Regions from separate parts of the Homo sapiens genome. Here regions 2 and 3 are each linked to region 1. Evidence: chromatin loops called from intact Hi-C (ENCODE). Cell type or tissue: heart left ventricle. All regions are shown on one strand. Each heading gives the region's core, and the rest is flanking DNA. Links, peaks and the distances in the headings are about the cores only. Region 1 has its middle 22 kb from the start of RAPGEF1. Region 2 overlaps NTNG2 (netrin G2). Region 3 overlaps MED27 (mediator complex subunit 27).

Region 1 (5,801 bases), core at 383-5,382:
TACTTGATTCCCCAGCAGAATAGATGCTATTTAAAATGCTTTCAGATATGCTAGCATCAAAATTTACCCTATTTCCAATACACCTTGAAAACCGCATAAAATGTGGAGTTTATTAAAATAGAGTGGATTTATCTCTACATTCAAAAGAAAAGGCTGGAAGCAGAGACCAGGAGATGGTGATGAAAAAGCGTGCATTTATACTTGATGCTCTTTTTCCTTTTCGTCACGGGAACAGCTCTTTTCTCTCTCACTTGTTAATAACAAACTCATTCCTCCCAGACCCGGGTGACCCATTCCCAGAATGCCATGTGGTCTCCTAGTTGCCGTCTTCTTTGAGAAATGCCACAGATCTTGTCTAGGGAAGGACCAGATAGATAATGGTAAAGGGTAGTCTCATGGAAAACTCCAGAGGGAAAAGCTAGAATGCTGATCCAGAAAGGAAACTGAGCGGGAAGGACAGGCACAAGTGAGGCCACAGAAACAGAGCTAAGCAGGGTAGGACAGAGACTTAACAAAAAACCTGGGAATGCCAAAACTGGGATTGGAATGGTGAGTGCCTAAAACTTGAGAAAGATAATCTCTCAGATAGAAGAAGAGAAGGAGGAGGAGGAGAGAGGAGGAAAGGGTAGGTGGAGAAGGAGGAAGAGGAGGGAAAAAAGGAGGAGGAGGACAAGGAGGAGGAGGAAGTCTGGACCCAGTAGGGTAAAGGTAAATTGAACTTACCAGCCAAAAATACAAATAGGTTCAAGAAAGTTTTCATAAAATATTTAGAACTAGGAAGGGCCTCAGGAATTATCTAGTCTGGTGGCGTTAAACATTATTTTTGGTTAATTTTAGCATCAGAGCCAGGCATGGTGGCTGAGGCCTGTGGTCCCAGCTACTTGGGAAGCTGAGGTGGGAGGAATGCTTAGGCCCGGGAGGTCGAAGCTATAGTGAGGTGTGATTGCACCACTGCACTCCAGCCCAGGCAACAGAGTGAGTCCCTGTCTCAAAAAAAATAATTAATTAATTAAAAATAAAAATAAAAGGTTACCATCAGGACTATTTTCTTCAAAAGAAAATTGCAGACTGGGCAGTGGCTCATGCCTGTGATCCCAACACTTTGGGAAGCCGAGGCAGGCAGATTACTTGGGGTCAGGACTTCGAGACCAGCCTGGCCAACATAGTGAAACCCCGTCTCAACTAAAAATGCAAAAGAAATTTTTTTTTTTTGAGACGGAGTTTCACTTTTGTTGCCCAGGCTGGAGTGCAAAGGCACGATTTCGGCTCACTGCAACCTCTGCCTACCAGGTTGAAGCGATTCTCCCGTCTCAGCCTCCTGAGTAGCTGGGATTACAGATGTGTACCACCACACCTGGCTAATTTTTGTATTTTTAGTAGAGATGGGGTTTCATCATATTGGTCAGGCTGGTCTCAAACTCCTGACCTCAGGTGATCCGCCCAGCTCGGCCACCCAAAGTGCTGGCATTACAGGTATGAGCCACCGCACCTGGTGGCAAAGCACTGATTTCTACCCCTCACACTACAGAGGAAGCAGCAGTGGCTGAGGGGGTGGAATGGAGCCCCAGGCCGGCCAACTCCATGCTCACTTCTCCCGGGGAGATGACAGCCACATATCTGCATGGTGCCTCGGGCCTTACCAATGCCCACTGACTGTTGTCCAGCAACTCTGACCAGGTGCTCTGGCCAGACGGTGTGGGGTGGAGTCGGGGAGCCCCAGCCTGGCTCCTACAGCTGGGGCAGGCTGGCTTGCCCCTCTGCCCTCTGTCTGCCCATCTGTCTGGTGGGGATAATCACAGTACCCTCTGGGGTGGGCTGTGATCTGAAGACAGAAGAGAAAGACACACCCAGGGAGGGCAGGACAGCTGGGGACATGCTCAGGGTGGAGATGGCACCGACGCTGAAGCTCTCCCATCCCACCTGCCTTCACATCTTCAGAGGGTGGCTGTGAGAATTAAATGAGTGAAGGCTTTGGAAGCACCAGCCCCGCGTCTGGCATGAAGTAAGCACTCAATAGACCATAGTTATTATTATTATCATCATCATCATTATTATTATTTTATTATTTCGAGACAGGGTCTTTTCTGTCGCCCAGGCTGGAGTGCAGTGGCGTGATCACGGCTCACCGCAGCCTCGACCTCCCAGGCTCAAGGGATCCTCCAACTTCTGCCTGTTGAGTAGCTGGGATTACAGGCCCGAGCCACCACATCTGGCTGATTTTTGTATTGTTTGAGGAGATGGGGTCTGGTCATGTTGCCCAGGCTGGTCTGAAACGCCTGGCTTCAAGTGATCCTCCTACCTCGGTCTCCCAAAGTTCTGGGATTACAGACGTGGACCAGGATGCCTGGCCATCATCATTATTTTATTTTTTATTTTTATTTTAGTTTTTAGCTCTGCAATGTTCCCAGCAATGGCCGTCATCATAGTTCTAACACTGTTATCGGTACTGAGCCTCGGGATAGGACCCCAGGGGGGTGGGCCATTATCATTACGGTGTTGCCATTTTACAGGTGCAGAAACTGAGGCACAGAGAGGCCAAATCATTTTCCCAACGTCCCAGAGCTTGTGAGTGACAGAAGCCAAGTGGTTTCTGGATTTCCTTCCCCGGGCTCAGTCCACCACAGCAGGGTGTGAGGCGAGGGGAACGTGGGCTCCCCACGACCCACCCAGTTCCCAGCGAGGTCCGCCGCTGGCTCTCAGGTCCTCCCGGGTGGCTCCTGGGAGGCGCCGGGCGGGGCTGTCTTCTGTGGGACTGTGCCGCCCTCTGGTGGCCGCATGGCAGAACTCCGCCGGCAGCCAGGCCCGCCAGAGGGCCGCGCGCCCTTGGCCGCCACTGTTCCATCCTAGCCCCTCCTCACCCCGGCGCTGCGGACACCCCACGTCGTCCACACGATGGCCCCGCCCCGCCTGGAACAGATGGCAGCCACTGCCGGGGCAGCCTACAGGCCTAGCCAGGCGCCGGGGCCAGGGCGAAACCAGTGCCGCCCTCCCAGTGGCTGGGTCAAGGCGCAACGTGGAATCCCCACGTAGATGCCTTGGCCCAAGTGTGCAAGCGTGTGTGCGTGTGTGTGAGTGCGTGTGTGTGCTCCTGTGTCAGGATCATGTGAAGGCAGCATAAATAGGTGAGAAGGAAAACAGCAAGGCAGGATTCCAGTGCAAACTGTGTACCCTGTCACCTACAAATTCAATGCCACACTGAGTGGGGATTTAGGGAAATGTTGGGACTCTTTCCTGGTGTGTGTTTTGCAGCTACCAACATCATCATTGCAAGTTTTTAAAGCCAAGGAAACACACAGGAGTGTAAATTGGTACAACGACTCAGGAAATGTTTGGCTGCTGAAGTGAAATATACATGTGCCCTGAGACCCAGCAGCTCCATGCCTGGGTGTGCACACGGAAATCTGGACATACACACACACACACACACACACACACACACACTTAAAAAAGACAGGCACAGGGATGTTTATGGTTGCTGTATTAGTAATGACCCAAACCTGGAAGCAACCCAAATGCTCATCAATAGCAGAATGGGCCAGGCATAGTGGCCCATGCATGTAATCCCAGCCCTTTGGAAGGCCTAGGTGGGAGGATCACTTGAGCCCAGGAGGTGGAGGCTGTACTGAACCTAAATCACACCACTGCATTCCAGCCTGGATGACAGAGAAAGACCCTGTCTCAAAAAAAAAAAAAAAAAAAGAGTAGATTGGATGAACAAATTGTGGTAGTCATATATAGTTCATATAATGAAATATTATACTGCAGTGAAAAAGAACTACATGTTGGCCAGGCACAGCGGCTCATTCCTGTAATCCCAGCACTTTGGGAGACCAAGGTAGGAGAATCAGTTGAAGCCAGGAGTTTGAGACCTGCCTGCAACCTAGTGACAGCCTGTCTCTATAAAAAAATAAAATAAAAACATTTCAATTAGCCAGGTGTGGTGGCATGCACATGTGGTCCCAGCTAGTCAGGAGGCTGGTGGGAGGATTGCTGGAGCCCAGGAGATCAAGGCTGCAGTGAGCTATGATTGCACCACTGCACTCCAACCTGGGCAACAGAACGAGACCCTGTCTCAAAAAAAAAAAAAAAGAACTACGGTAATAGCATAAGCAGATGTCAGACATAGTATGGAGCAAAAGATGCTAGACCCAAACTTCCCACTTACATGAAGTTCAAAACCAGGTCTAAGGGCCAGATGTGGTGGCTCACATCTGTAAGCCCAGCATTTTGGGAGGCCAAAGCGGGCAGATTACCTGAGGTTGGGAGTTTGAGACCATCCTGGCTAACACGGTGAAACCCCGTCTCTACTAAAAATGCAAAAAATTAGCTGGGCTTGGTGGCGGGTGCCTGTAGTCCTGGCTACTCGGGAGCCTGAGGCAGGAGAATGGTGTGAACCCAGGAGGCAGAGCTTGCAGTGAGCCAAGATTATGCCACTGCACTCCAGCCTGAGCGACAGAGCAAGACTCCATCAAAAAAAAACAAACAAAAAAAAAACAAACAAAAAAAACAAATTAGCTGGGCATGGTGGTGGGCCCGGGAATCCTAGCTACTCGGGAGACTGCAGCAGGAGAATCACTTGAACCCGGGAGGCGGAGGTTGCAGTGAGTTGGGATCACATCACTGCACTCCAGCTGGGGCAGCAGAGTGAGACTCCATCTCGAAAAAAAAAAAAAAAAAAAAAAAAAGGCCTAAGGTATCTATGGCGATACACATCAGAATAATGGTTACCTCCAGCAGGGTGAGGCCTTCTGACTGGAAGCAGTATAAGGGTGCCTTGGTGGGTGGGGGAGGGGGATACTGGGAAGGTTCTAGATTTTATTCTGGATGGTGTTTATCTAGGGGTAAAATCTCACCAAGCTGTACATGTAAGACTATCCTGCTTTATTGTTTGTCTGCTAACCTTAAAAATGGCCAGGCATGGTAGCCCGTGCCTGTAATGCCAGCACTTTGGGAGGCCAAGGTGGGAGGATCATTTTAGATCAGGAGTTTGAGACCAGTCTGGACAACATAGTGAGACTCCGTTTCTACAACATTAAAACAAACAAACAAAAAATTAGCCAGGCGTGGTGGCATGCACCTGTAGTCCCAGGTATTTGAGAGGTTGAAGCAGGAGGATCACTTGAGCCCAGGACCTTGAGGCTGCCGTGAGCTATGATTGTGCCACTTCACTCAAGCCTGGGTGAAAGAATAAGATCCCATCTCTCAAAAAAAAAAAAAAAAAAATCAGGCCAGGCACAGTGGCTCATGCCTGTTACCCCAGCACTTTGGAAGGCCGAGGCAGGTGGATCATGAGGTCAGGAGCTCAAGACCAGCCTGGCCAACATGGTGAAATCCCGTCTCTACTAAAAATAGAAAAATTAGTCGGGCACAGTGGCATGCGCCTGTAATCCCAGCTACTTGGGAGGCTGAGGCTGGAGAATCGCCTGAACCCAGGAGGCAGAGGTTGCAGTGAGCCAAGCTCACACCATTGCACTCCAGCCTAGGCAACAGAGCAAGACTCTGTCTCGAAAAAAAATAAAAAATCAAAGAAAAACTTTAAGAACAACCTAGAAATAAAAACCCAGAGACAACGAAGGAAGGGGAGGGGTGCCGGGCTCATTGCTGGCAGCAGCTCTGAGCAGAGGGGACTTAGGGCTGTGATCAGGTGGACTTAGGATTGCTGTAGGGTCTCACTGAGATAATGCTGGTGAAGTACAGGTACAGAGAAGTCCCAGGCATACTGGCTTCTGCTCATTGTTTTCAAAACCCCAGAGGGTCCTCCTAGACCTCTTCCTTTTATGAAACACACTTAATTTCCTAGT
Region 2 (5,492 bases), core at 493-5,492, 480 kb before region 1:
AAGGCAGCATCTGAAGCTCTGGCTCTCCAGCCACCCTGGGCGGGATACTGGGTGCCCTTCCTGACTCCACTTTACCTCCTCTTTTTTGTTTTTTTGTTTGTTTTTGAGATGGAGTTTTGCTCTTGTTGCCCAGGCTGGAGTGCAGTGGCACAATCTCAGCTCACTGCAACCTCTGCCTCCCAGGTTCAAGCGATTCTCCTGCCTCAGCTTCCTGAGTAGCTGGGATTACAGGCATGCACCACCATGCCCAGCTAATTTTGTATTTTTAGCAGAAACGGGGTTTCTCTATGTTGGTCAGGCTGGTCTCGAACTCCTGACCTCAGGTGATCCACCCACCTCAGCCTCCCAAAGTGCTGGGATTAGAGGCATGAGCCACTGAGCCCAGCTGTTTGTTTTTTTGAGACGGAGTCTTGCTCTTTGCCCGGGCTGGAGTACAGCGGCGTGATCTCGGCTCACTGCAACCTCCGTCTCCTGGGTTCAAGGGATTCTCCTGCCTCAGCCTCCCAAGTTGGGGGGGGGACTATAGGCATCTGCCACCACACCCAGCTAGTTTTTATTTTTATTATTATTATTTTTTTGAGACGGAGTCTTGCTTTGTTGCCCAGATTGGAGTGCAGTGGCGCGATCTCGGCTCACTGTAACCTCCACCTCCCAGGTTCAACGGATTCTCCTGCCTCAGCCTCCCAGGTATCTGGGATTACAGGTGCCCACCACCACGCCTGGCTAATTTTTATATTTTCAGTAGAGACGGGGTTTCGCCATGTTGGCCAGGCTGGTCTCGAACTCCTGACCTCAGGTGATCTGCCTGCCTTGGCCTCCCAAAGTGCTGGGATTACAGGTGTGAGCCACCGCGTGGCCCACTTTCCCTACTCTTACCTTGTTCTCCTGACATGTGTCTGAGGGGTCTGTGATCCTTTAATCTCCTCTGCCTCTTAAATCACCTGGTGTTTTGTTTCGGTGCTTGTGGCTAAGGTCCCTGGCCAGGACGCTTTCAGAGCCCTGGTATGTGGAGCTGTAAGATGGCCATATTATATTAATTGATCCCACGCTCAGCATCACTGAAGGGACCCTTGAAATAAGGCATGTCCAGCCTCAGTGCTAGGGCTTAGCAATTGCAGGGGTGGGGGGCGATGTCTGAGTGTGGGTTTTATTTTATGGAAAAACACTAGAAATATCTATCAGAAAACATTAACAGTTATGCTGGACGTGGTGGCTCACACCTGTAATCCTAGCACTTTGGAAGGCTGAGGAGTGAGGATGGCTTGAGCCCAGGGATTCGAGACTAGCCTGGAAAACATAGTAAAACTCCGCCTCTACCAAAAATATGAAAAATTAGCTGGACGTGGTGGTGCACAGCTGCAGTTCCCCCTACTCCAGAGGCTGAGGTGGGATGATGGTTTGAGCCCAGGAGGTGGAGGTTGCGGTGAACCGAGATCGTGCCACTGCACTCCAGCCAGGGCAACAGAGCGAGACTCCGTCTCAAAAAAAAAAAAAAAAAGTATTAACAGTTATTAGCTCTGGATGAAGAATTGTGGGTGAGTTTAATAGAAAAATTATTATGATTTTGCTTTTCTGTATTTTCGAACTTTCCTACAAGTTGTGACAGGTGGTTTAAACGGAAAAATAAATAAGTAATGTTTTTCTTCCTGGGGCCTTTCCCTTAACTCTTCTGGCTGGGATGTGCCGGGATGGACCAGGCCCCTGGGGAGACAGGGAGGCGGGCTCAGGTCTGCCGGGAGATGCTGCTGGCTGCTCCCCAAGCTCCCATAAATGCCTCGTAACTGTAAGGCATGAGCTGGGCAGGAAATGCCGACGCAGCAATTCTGCTTATTTAGGGGAGTGGGTGGGGGCAGGGGACAGGCCATGCTGCCGCAGAGGGCCAGGGGAGGCGTTTCCCCTGACAGCAGAGCGGTTCAGAGGAAGCTGGGCTCCCCAGGGTTCCTTGCTCAGCCTGACCTGGCTGTGGGCGCCAAAGGAGGCAGGCAGCTGGAGGCATGGAGGTGGGGGGGCAGCTGCAGCCGCCCGCCGGGGAGTGGATGCCCAATGCCTGCCCAGGGCTGCCTGGCCTGGGGGTGAAACACTGGGCTCTGGAGTCAGGCAGCCCTGGGTTCAACTCTCCTCTCTGCTTCTTAGAAACTGTGACCCCAGGCAAGTGACTTTGCCTCTCCCAGCCTTCACTTACCCTCTGTAAAATGGGCATGACCATCCTTTCCTCCTGAGGCAGCGAGTCTCAATCTAGGACGATTTTGCCCCCAATTTGGCAATTACTGGAGGCACTTTGAGTTGCAACAACTGGGGACGGTGCACATTGAAGTGCCACATGGAAGCCAGTGATGGTGCTGCACATCCCACGTGCACAGGGCAGCCCCCACGCCCTACCATGGAGAATTACCCAGCCCCCCAGGTCAATGGTGCTGAGGCTGAAAACCTTGCCCTAGGGTGCAGGTGAGGGTTGATGCAGTAATGTAAGCGCAGCGCCTGGGGATGCGGTGATGATGATCCAAGGCGCACAATGGGAGCCTTTTCCTCCTCACCTCCCAGAACCAGGTGTCAAAATATGAGCTCTGGGGACAAGGGTGTGCCATTTGAAAAGAGGATGGCCTAGGACTTTTGGCTCTGCTGACCTCGTTTTCTCCTCCTGCTGCCTGGAAGATGTCAGAGTTTTTCCAAATGGCCACTGGCAACATTCCCTCCACCCTCCGGGGAGGTCAGGGCCTGAGTGTGTCCCCGGGGACTGGGGCTGCCATTCTGATTTACAAAGAGCTCCACCTCCCCAGCCCTGAATGCACAGGCCGGTGCCAGAAAAGCTGACGCAGTGTGGGCCCAGCTGACGGAGGTCAAGGAGGACAGAGTGACTGCCCACAGAGGCCCCCCACCTCCCAGACCCCTCGAGGGTGTTCGGGGACACACCCAGGGTGACATAAAGAGGCATGCCCTCTGCACCACCGTGTGGGCCTCTTCACAGCCCCCAGCCGCCCACCTTCTGCACCAGGGGCTTCTACTGCAGCCCCCATGCCAGCCTGGCACTGGTGCCTGACAGAGGGTGGCCCACTTGCCTCCAGACAAGAACAGTGCTGGGATGTCATTGACGCTCCAGGGCCCCCAGCCTCGTGGATCCGGCCAGGGCTGGCCACTGGGGCTGGGCCCTGCTGTCCCTGTCTCAAGTTCTGCCTCTAGTTCTGCTTCTAGGTGACATTTTATCATCTTGATGACTAGGAGGAAATGCCTGCTGTTTACCGACTGCGGCCAGCGCTGCTGTTTCTCTGGGGTGAGTTCTGCTCAGCTGCCCTGTGCTCACTAGAAGGCAGGGGCAGTCCTGTTCTGGACAGAGGTGGACTCCTCGGCCTGAGTCATGGACATTCCTCTTCCTGGTGACTTGAGGGTCACCATGGGGGGCTGCGGCCAAGGAAGGGTGGGTTTCAGTCTCTCTCTGGCCTTAGAGGGCTCAGGGGGCCCGGATGCCAATCAGGCAGGGCCAAGAACTTGGAAAGTGTGCATGGAACAGAAAACCCAAATTCTAGTGTTTTAATCACATCACCGTTTATTTTTTTTCTCACACAGTAAGACAGGCAGGTGGTGCGGTGGCTCATGCCTGTAATCTCAGCACTTCGGGAGGCCAAGGCCGGAGGCTCACTTGAGCCTAGGAGTTTGAGACCAGCCTGGGCAACATAGTGAGACCTCAACTCTATAAAAATAAGTAGATAAATAAAAGCAGTGCAGAGGTTGCAGCCAAGGCAGGTGTCCCAGGCTCTGCAACTTCCACCCCCGGCTCCACCCTTCACTATCCTGAGGGTGACACTGTTATGCTCAGTGTCTCAAGAAGGCTCCTTCCCCATCCTGCTGACTGAAGAGCAGAGGGAGGGATGAGAGAGAAAAACCAGAGCCACAAACTTGGACAACTGAGGCTTTGTGGGGCGTGGAGGAAGGGATGACTTTTAAGAACTTTCTGGAAGCCCACCCATCAGTCCTGCTTACATCTCACTGCCCAGAGCTGTGTCCCCTGGCCACTCCTATCCACAAGAAGCCCCAGAGAGGTGTTTTATTTTATCTGGGCACTTTGGGTCCCAGGCAGTGGGGTTCTGTGCGTAAGGAAGAATGTGAGGGTAGAGATGGGCCAGCTGCAGGAGGATGCAGGGCCTGTCGGAAGGCACTTCCGGGTCAGCAGGGTGCTGGGGGTGGGAGCAGAGAGAGGAGGCCAGGAGGGGCTGGTGTGTGGGCTCGGGACACTGTGAGTCCTATGCAGTGTCCCGTTGTGCCTCCCCCTCCTTTTCTGTGTTGTAATCTCCTGCTGTCCCCAAGGCCAAGTTTGTTCCACTTGGTCTTAGCTTAGCTTTGGGGACTCAAGGGAAGGACCCAGGTCTAAACCTCGCAGCTGGGAAAGAACAGGTGTGGTGGCAGAAGCCAGTGCTGGGAGCACCTGCAGGTGGAGCAGTGGCAGCAGTTAGCAACCAGGACCGGACCCCCGGCACTGCTCTGAAATAAACATAGGTGGACAGGAGGCTGGACCGAGGGGGAAGTGTGGCCCCAGGGCTGGAGACACCAAGCGGAGATGGGAGAACTGCTGGATCCTCTGAATCAGAGGCCCCAGGGGATGAGCCCCGAATCTAGGAGCTTCCTCACCACTCCCAAGCTGCCCCTGTCCCCTCCAGCACCCCTTCCTAATCTTGAGAAGGTAGGGAGGACAGGGCCGGCACGTCTGGGGTCTCTGCACTGCCCGCCTCTGCCCACCTGGCCATCTGAAACTCTGGAAGGAGGCGGTGGCCGAATTGTGGGTTCAGCTTCATCTGATATTGGACTTGAGGCTCCGGCTGCAACAGGTCTGAGATGACACATCCATCGGAGGTGGCCACCGAGACACAGTATAAATCAGAGCATTGGATTCAACCTCTGCTAGGATTCTCCCTGAGTCATTTCCCTTGGACTTCTGTAGAAAAGGGCCAATACACTCCGGATTTCTTTTTTGGGAAAGGAGGGAGGCAGCCTTTCAGTGTGGGGAGGCTCCTAACAGGTGGGGCACCTGCAGCCTGGCCGCGGGGTGGAAAACTCTGCCAGCCAAGCCTGCGGGGAGGGGGCACTGCCTGCTGGAATCCACAGAAAGGCCCAGGGAAATGGTGGCCCCAGTAGGGAAACCGTTTCTTTAAGGCTGTGTTGTGGATTCCTCTGTAAGCCCCACACCTGCCCACCGTCCCCAACACAGAAAGAAAACAGGCCGTGGAGGCAGCAGTGAGCAAACTCTTTACTCCTCGGATTCTCCACCATCGGCCCCCGCGGTGACCAGTGCTCCCGCCCCGTCCCCCTTGCAGGGGACAGTGAATACAAACAAAAATAGTTCTCTACAGAACGAAGTTTCCAGGCCCCCCACCCCTTCCTTCTCTCCTCCTCCCCCAGACGGTGAGTTCCGTGGTCACCGGGCCTCCGGTGAGGCCTGGGGTCTGGTGGGTTGCAGGAAAAATAAAGAATAGAAAACAGGACCAAGTCAGCGACTGGAATTG
Region 3 (5,000 bases), core at 1-5,000, 190 kb before region 1:
AGAATATATATGTCATTGGGTTAACCCTGTTCAAGTCTTCTGTATTCTTACTGACTTTCTGTCTACTTGTTCTGTCAATTACTGAGAGAGGCGTGGTATTGACTATTTTTTAGGAGCATACACATTTAGGATTGTTATGTCTTCTGGATGAGCTCATCCTTCTAAGCTTTTAAAAAAATAATAATAATTCTTATGACCTTCCTTGCTTATAAATAATGGGTTTCGTTCACCCCTGAAGTTGTCCCCTTTCTCTGGGCAGAGGAGTTTCTTTGGGGTGGCATGCTATGGGAGAGAAATAGGTAGTAGGGCTCAGAGGGTCAGTGGTAGCATTGATGAGCAGAGGGGTCAAATTGATTCACTTTCTTTCTCCTCTGATATACAATATAAAAGAGTTTCTGCCAGAACTTGAAAGACTGCCACAAGACTTCTCAGCTTCAGGAGATCACAGCTGAGGCTAGTTAATGGTTTGTTGAGGCCACCTTAAACCTGTAGAGGGCACCCTCTAAAAGTTTGTTCAGGGCATTGCAAGCATCAATCCACCTGTCTCAGGTAGACTCCTAGATTTGGCTCCACTGAGAGAAGTATGTTCTGGTGTGGTTTTTAACTCCTTTGAAAAGGGCAAAAGGGATTTTGGAGCCACTGAGCGTGCATGCTGCTGGCTGTGGGAAAGACATTTTCTATCAAGGAGGCCCTCCTCCTGTGCTCACATCACACATTCCCAGACATGCATCCCAGTGTGGTCAGCTCCCAGCTGATTGATCACTGGCAGCCCTTGCTTAGTGGTGCTGCTTACCTAAACACCCTGGCCACTCCTAGGGTGCTTGTCCATTTCTCCTTCTTCAATATATGCAAATATATGCATGAAAACTTTTTTAAAAAGATAAAAAGGCTGGGCATGGTGGCTCATGCCTGTAAACCCAGCACTTTGGGAGACTGAGGCGGGCGGATCATCTGAGGTCAGGAGTTTGAGACCAGCCTGGCCAACATGGCGAAACCCTGTCAAAAATTAACCGGGTGTGGTGGTAGGGGCCTGTAATCCTAACTACCCAGGAGGCTGAGGCACAAGAATCACTTGAACCCGGGAGGCAGAGGTTGCAGTGAGCCAAGATCATGCCACTGGCACTCCAGCCTGGGTGACAGACAGAGACTCCATCTCAAAAAAAAAAAAAAAAGATATAAAAGTGAAGATTTATTTAGAGTGGGGGAAAAAAAACCCCACAATTTACGAACAAGGCAAAACCCTTTTGGAACGAAGCTGTTTAATTACCTGCCTTACTGTAAGATAGTGTTTCTAAACTCAGTCATTTGCAAACCAACTGTAGAATTTTTGCCATAACCTTTGGCCAGCTGTTCTATTATTTGTATAGTATTTTTAATATTCTTAAATAATGTAATTTTAATTATAATTTGTATAATATTTGTATAATTTTTTAAAGCCTAGCCTCTGTGGTACCATGACTGAGCAATGCTATCTATGAAATCACAGGTTTTATTTACTAGTTGTATATTGTTCTATACCTACAGATATTGAAATGAAAAATGTTCATCCATATATCACCTAAAACCACTTTTATGTGTATGACATTTTGGAAACTGTTAGTCTGTGCAAATTCACACCTGCAAATATGAACTTGACAGTAAACTTAAAGGAAAAAGCAAACTTTGCAGTGGCCTGAGAAGGACTACTTTGTGGCTACAGTTTGGAGGTGCCAGGGCACTTTAGGAAGGAAGGGGAAATAAGAGAGGCAGCAGAAAACCAGACTGGGGTACCTGTTTCTCAGGGAGGCAGATCCTTCCATTATCCTGTTTGGATGTCTTGAATTTCTAAACTAGCCGCATCCACAGTTAAAATACTCCAGGGGAAAATTATTAAATGAATGTTGTTCAGTTAAGCAGAGCGCATGTAAATTTTGTTTCATTACTAATCTAGAATACTTATATCACTGTTACCTTCAGTTGGTTTAAATATTCTTCAATTTACCATGTTTCTTACTCTAGCAGGGTTGGTTTTAATGTCATGTGTTTTATTTAGGAAGAACTTTTTGTTCTGAGAAGAAATTGTCTAAGGGAACGATTTCCAGATTGAGGAGACTTTAATAAAGGGACTGTTTCCAAAGGTGTGGGCAGGGTATAAGGAACCCATAAGGGACTAGGGCAGTACCTGGGCTAGTGCCCATGGGCGGAGCTGTTACTATCCTTCCCCCAGGGGTAAGAGGAGGGCATACTTACTGCAGCCCAGAGTGAGAGAGAGAGCTGCGTGGAGAGGGATCCTGACAGAGCTATGATGAGGGTTGTAGCCAGTTCCTGGGGAATTTGTAGGCAGGATAAATACCCTGACCTCACTGCTTTTCCACCTTCCACATCTCCCTTTGGCCAAACTCAGCCAGAGGGCAAAGGAGCCCATGGATGCAGTCCACGTGGGTCAGCTTTTTGGGGCACAGACCACTGTGGAGAGGGTGGGTCTGGAGAGGGTGAAGGCTCTGGTCATTTCCCACCCAATGCTCTTTACATAAGGTAGTGGGGCAGGGGGTGGAGAAACAGTGAACATGAAACATAGCTGCTGCTGCCCCCCTGCCGCCAGGAACAAGGTCTGTGATGTCATTGGTCATGGGTGACTTCTGCTTCCCCCCAGTCCATGTCCCTGTTATCCTCTGCTGCTGGTGCCTCTGCTGAATAGTGGAATGAACCAGACCTTTCCTGCTGTAGGATTGGAGAAATTGGTGTTTTGCTGTTACTGAGTTGTCACAGCTAGCCCTCAAGGACAAGGACCCTTGGCCTCGTGCTTCTCCTGCCCTCTGAGTCTCCGGCCAGTGCCTAGTATTGGTCAGAACACAGCTGGAAGCCAGAGAGGAAAAAGGCTTGTTGATGTAATCTGTGTGTAGGCCAGCCTCCTGGGGCACAGTGCGGGATGGCAGAGGGACAAACGAAAGCTCTCCAGCATAGTCCCTGTTCTAGAAGCCAGATCCATTTACTCCAGCTCACTTCCTGACTAGGTCATTTCAGGATCATGCCAAATATGAACAGTCTGTCCACTCTCTCGTTGGCCTTCTTAGAAAAATAATGAAAAGAACTGTGCTTACTAACTGAAATGCATTGATGTAGTAAAATGAACCAGAAACCTGAAAGAACATCCCTGCTTTTAAAGCTCATGCTTCGAGGTGTTTTCATGACTGCAATTAACTTTTTGAGGCTTTGTATTTCTGTAGACACAAACAGAAGTTCCTAACCTTTTTGTGCAGAAAAAGACAATGTTTGTACACATAAAAGGAACAGCTAATACCATTATTTGCCTATTTTGTGTTAAGTGCTTTATGTGCTGTGTTCACTCCTTTACTTCTCATAATGATTATGTGAAGAGGATAGTGATGCTACCTTATTTCACAGATAAGGATGCCAAAGCTTAGAGAGGTTAAAGTAACTTGTCCAAGATGAGGGCACTGTGAGAACTTGAGCATCTAGGTCCCTGTGATTCCTAAGCCCCAGCTTCAGACTCTGTTGTGCTGAATAGAGTTGTAAGGAGTCCACGTGCAAGATTCATTTATCAGTTGTCTGTTGAGAGCCTGCTGTGTGCTGGACAGTGTGCTGGGGGCTGATGGCAGGGAGAAATATGGCCTGTGCCTTCCCCCTGTGGAGTTCTCAGTCTAGTGGGCAAGGTAAACAAATAAACAGTCATTCCCCCACATGTGTGAGATAGACTGTGATGTGTACTATGAAGGACAGGGCAAGGATACCGTGATTGATGACACTTGTCTGGTGTGCATTTGAGGGCCTTGGAGAAGGCTTCTCTACTGAAGGTTCTGTTCAGTAGACACCCGAAAGCAATTCACTTAAGAGGTTGGGGGATGAGTCCTGAGGTGGGAAAATCTGGAGCTCCAGCCGAGGCACCTCGCCCAGGAAGGTCTGTTTTTGTGTGAGTTACTTTCCGTTTGTCATCATCTCAGTCCTGCTTTATAACCCAGCTGCCCTACAGTAATGCCCTCAGTAAAGGGGAGAGGAAGGGCACAACTTCACTGTGTCTGTTCACTTTGTTGGATGACATTTTGTGATTAAGAAATTTTTACTACTTGTAGAAGAAACAATTACAGAACAAAGTTGTGTTTACTCTGGGATCTTTATTTCTCTTTGATTCAGTCTACTTAAATCAGTCCCGTTCACCACATGTTTATTGAGTATGCATTATGTGCAGGATTATTGCAGGAATTAAAGACGTGAGCCTCAGACTCTCCCCTCAAGGAGTTGATTGTCTGATGAATGACTATCAAACTTACTGTCATACAAATAGCGTGTTTGTCCCAGGAGGGGTTCTGCGGTTTCCTCAGATGTGTTGACTGTTTCTGACTCTGAGTGTGCATTTGCTTTAATGTATGGTTATGACTAGAACAAGTCGTTCAGTGATTGTGATCATTCTCTTTGGCGTTTCTTTTTGTGAAATCTACCATGTAGATTCTCAGGGACGTTAAAAAAATCAAATGGAAATGAAATAATGGTTCTACACGTGTGCGGCAAACTGAGTAACTGGAAGCAGTCACCACATCCGAGCATTGCCAAGAGGTGCCACAGCGACAGTCCTCAGCCCTTCCTGGGCACGGGAGGGAAAGCCATTGGAATGTGGGAAGGCAGGCATCATCTGCCCTCGCCAGCTCCTGGTTGAATGTCTGCCGCCCACAGGTTGCTTTGCTTTAACTCCATGTGAATTGTTGCATCTCAGTTCACCATCTATCTGAGCTCCAAGCGTCATTTCACCAGATCTGACAGAAATGGCTGACTTAATAACCGTTGTTAATTGGTGTTGCTGGAAAGCTCAACACAGGTGTTTTATTATTAGGGGTTTTTTTTCTTTTTTCTCTCTCGTAAAGATGTAAGGGCATGCAGAGCAGGTAGCTGTTGAGTGACATTAAAATTCTTTCCCAAACTTAGTATGTTGCTTAAATGTTTTAGGGAAAACTAGGACCCACAAGATACCTGAGTAAATTTGTAATGCAAGAAGAACAGAAATTTAG

Evidence for each region. A loop is a pair of places that touch in the nucleus more often than their neighbours do. Peaks named below come from ENCODE experiments on the same cell type or tissue, not always from the same donor. Only the 100,000 strongest peaks of a DNase experiment are listed, where the experiment ranks them.
Region 2: a loop joins it to region 1, with 5 times the contacts of the local background. A loop is called at or near these places in 103 of 110 quality-filtered maps.
Region 3: it touches region 1 in a loop (2.7-fold over the local background); 8 of 110 quality-filtered maps call a loop at or near these places.

What each region holds. Positions count from the first base shown.
Region 1 is chr9:131,759,599-131,765,399 of GRCh38, reverse strand. No RefSeq gene overlaps it. Among named protein-coding and RNA genes, the nearest start is that of RAPGEF1, 22 kb to the right of the region's middle. In heart left ventricle, for the core only: a CTCF peak has its summit at 2,785 (motif pointing left); a DNase peak (open chromatin) is centred at 2,749.
Region 2 is chr9:132,242,558-132,248,049 of GRCh38, reverse strand. NTNG2 (netrin G2) reads right to left here. Exons shown (of 8, transcript NM_032536.4): 8 at 3,524-5,492. Among named protein-coding and RNA genes, the nearest start is that of NTNG2, 83 kb to the right of the region's middle. RefSeq lists enhancers at 2,019-2,524, 2,525-3,030. In heart left ventricle, for the core only: no CTCF peak of the experiment used is centred there; a DNase peak (open chromatin) is centred at 2,764; H3K4me3 peaks cover 578 bases; H3K27ac peaks cover 185 bases.
Region 3 is chr9:131,949,991-131,954,990 of GRCh38, reverse strand. The region is part of intron 3 of MED27 (mediator complex subunit 27); the gene reads left to right. Among named protein-coding and RNA genes, the nearest start is that of MED27, 130 kb to the left of the region's middle. In heart left ventricle, for the core only: no CTCF peak of the experiment used is centred there; a DNase peak (open chromatin) is centred at 2,862; H3K27ac peaks cover 779 bases.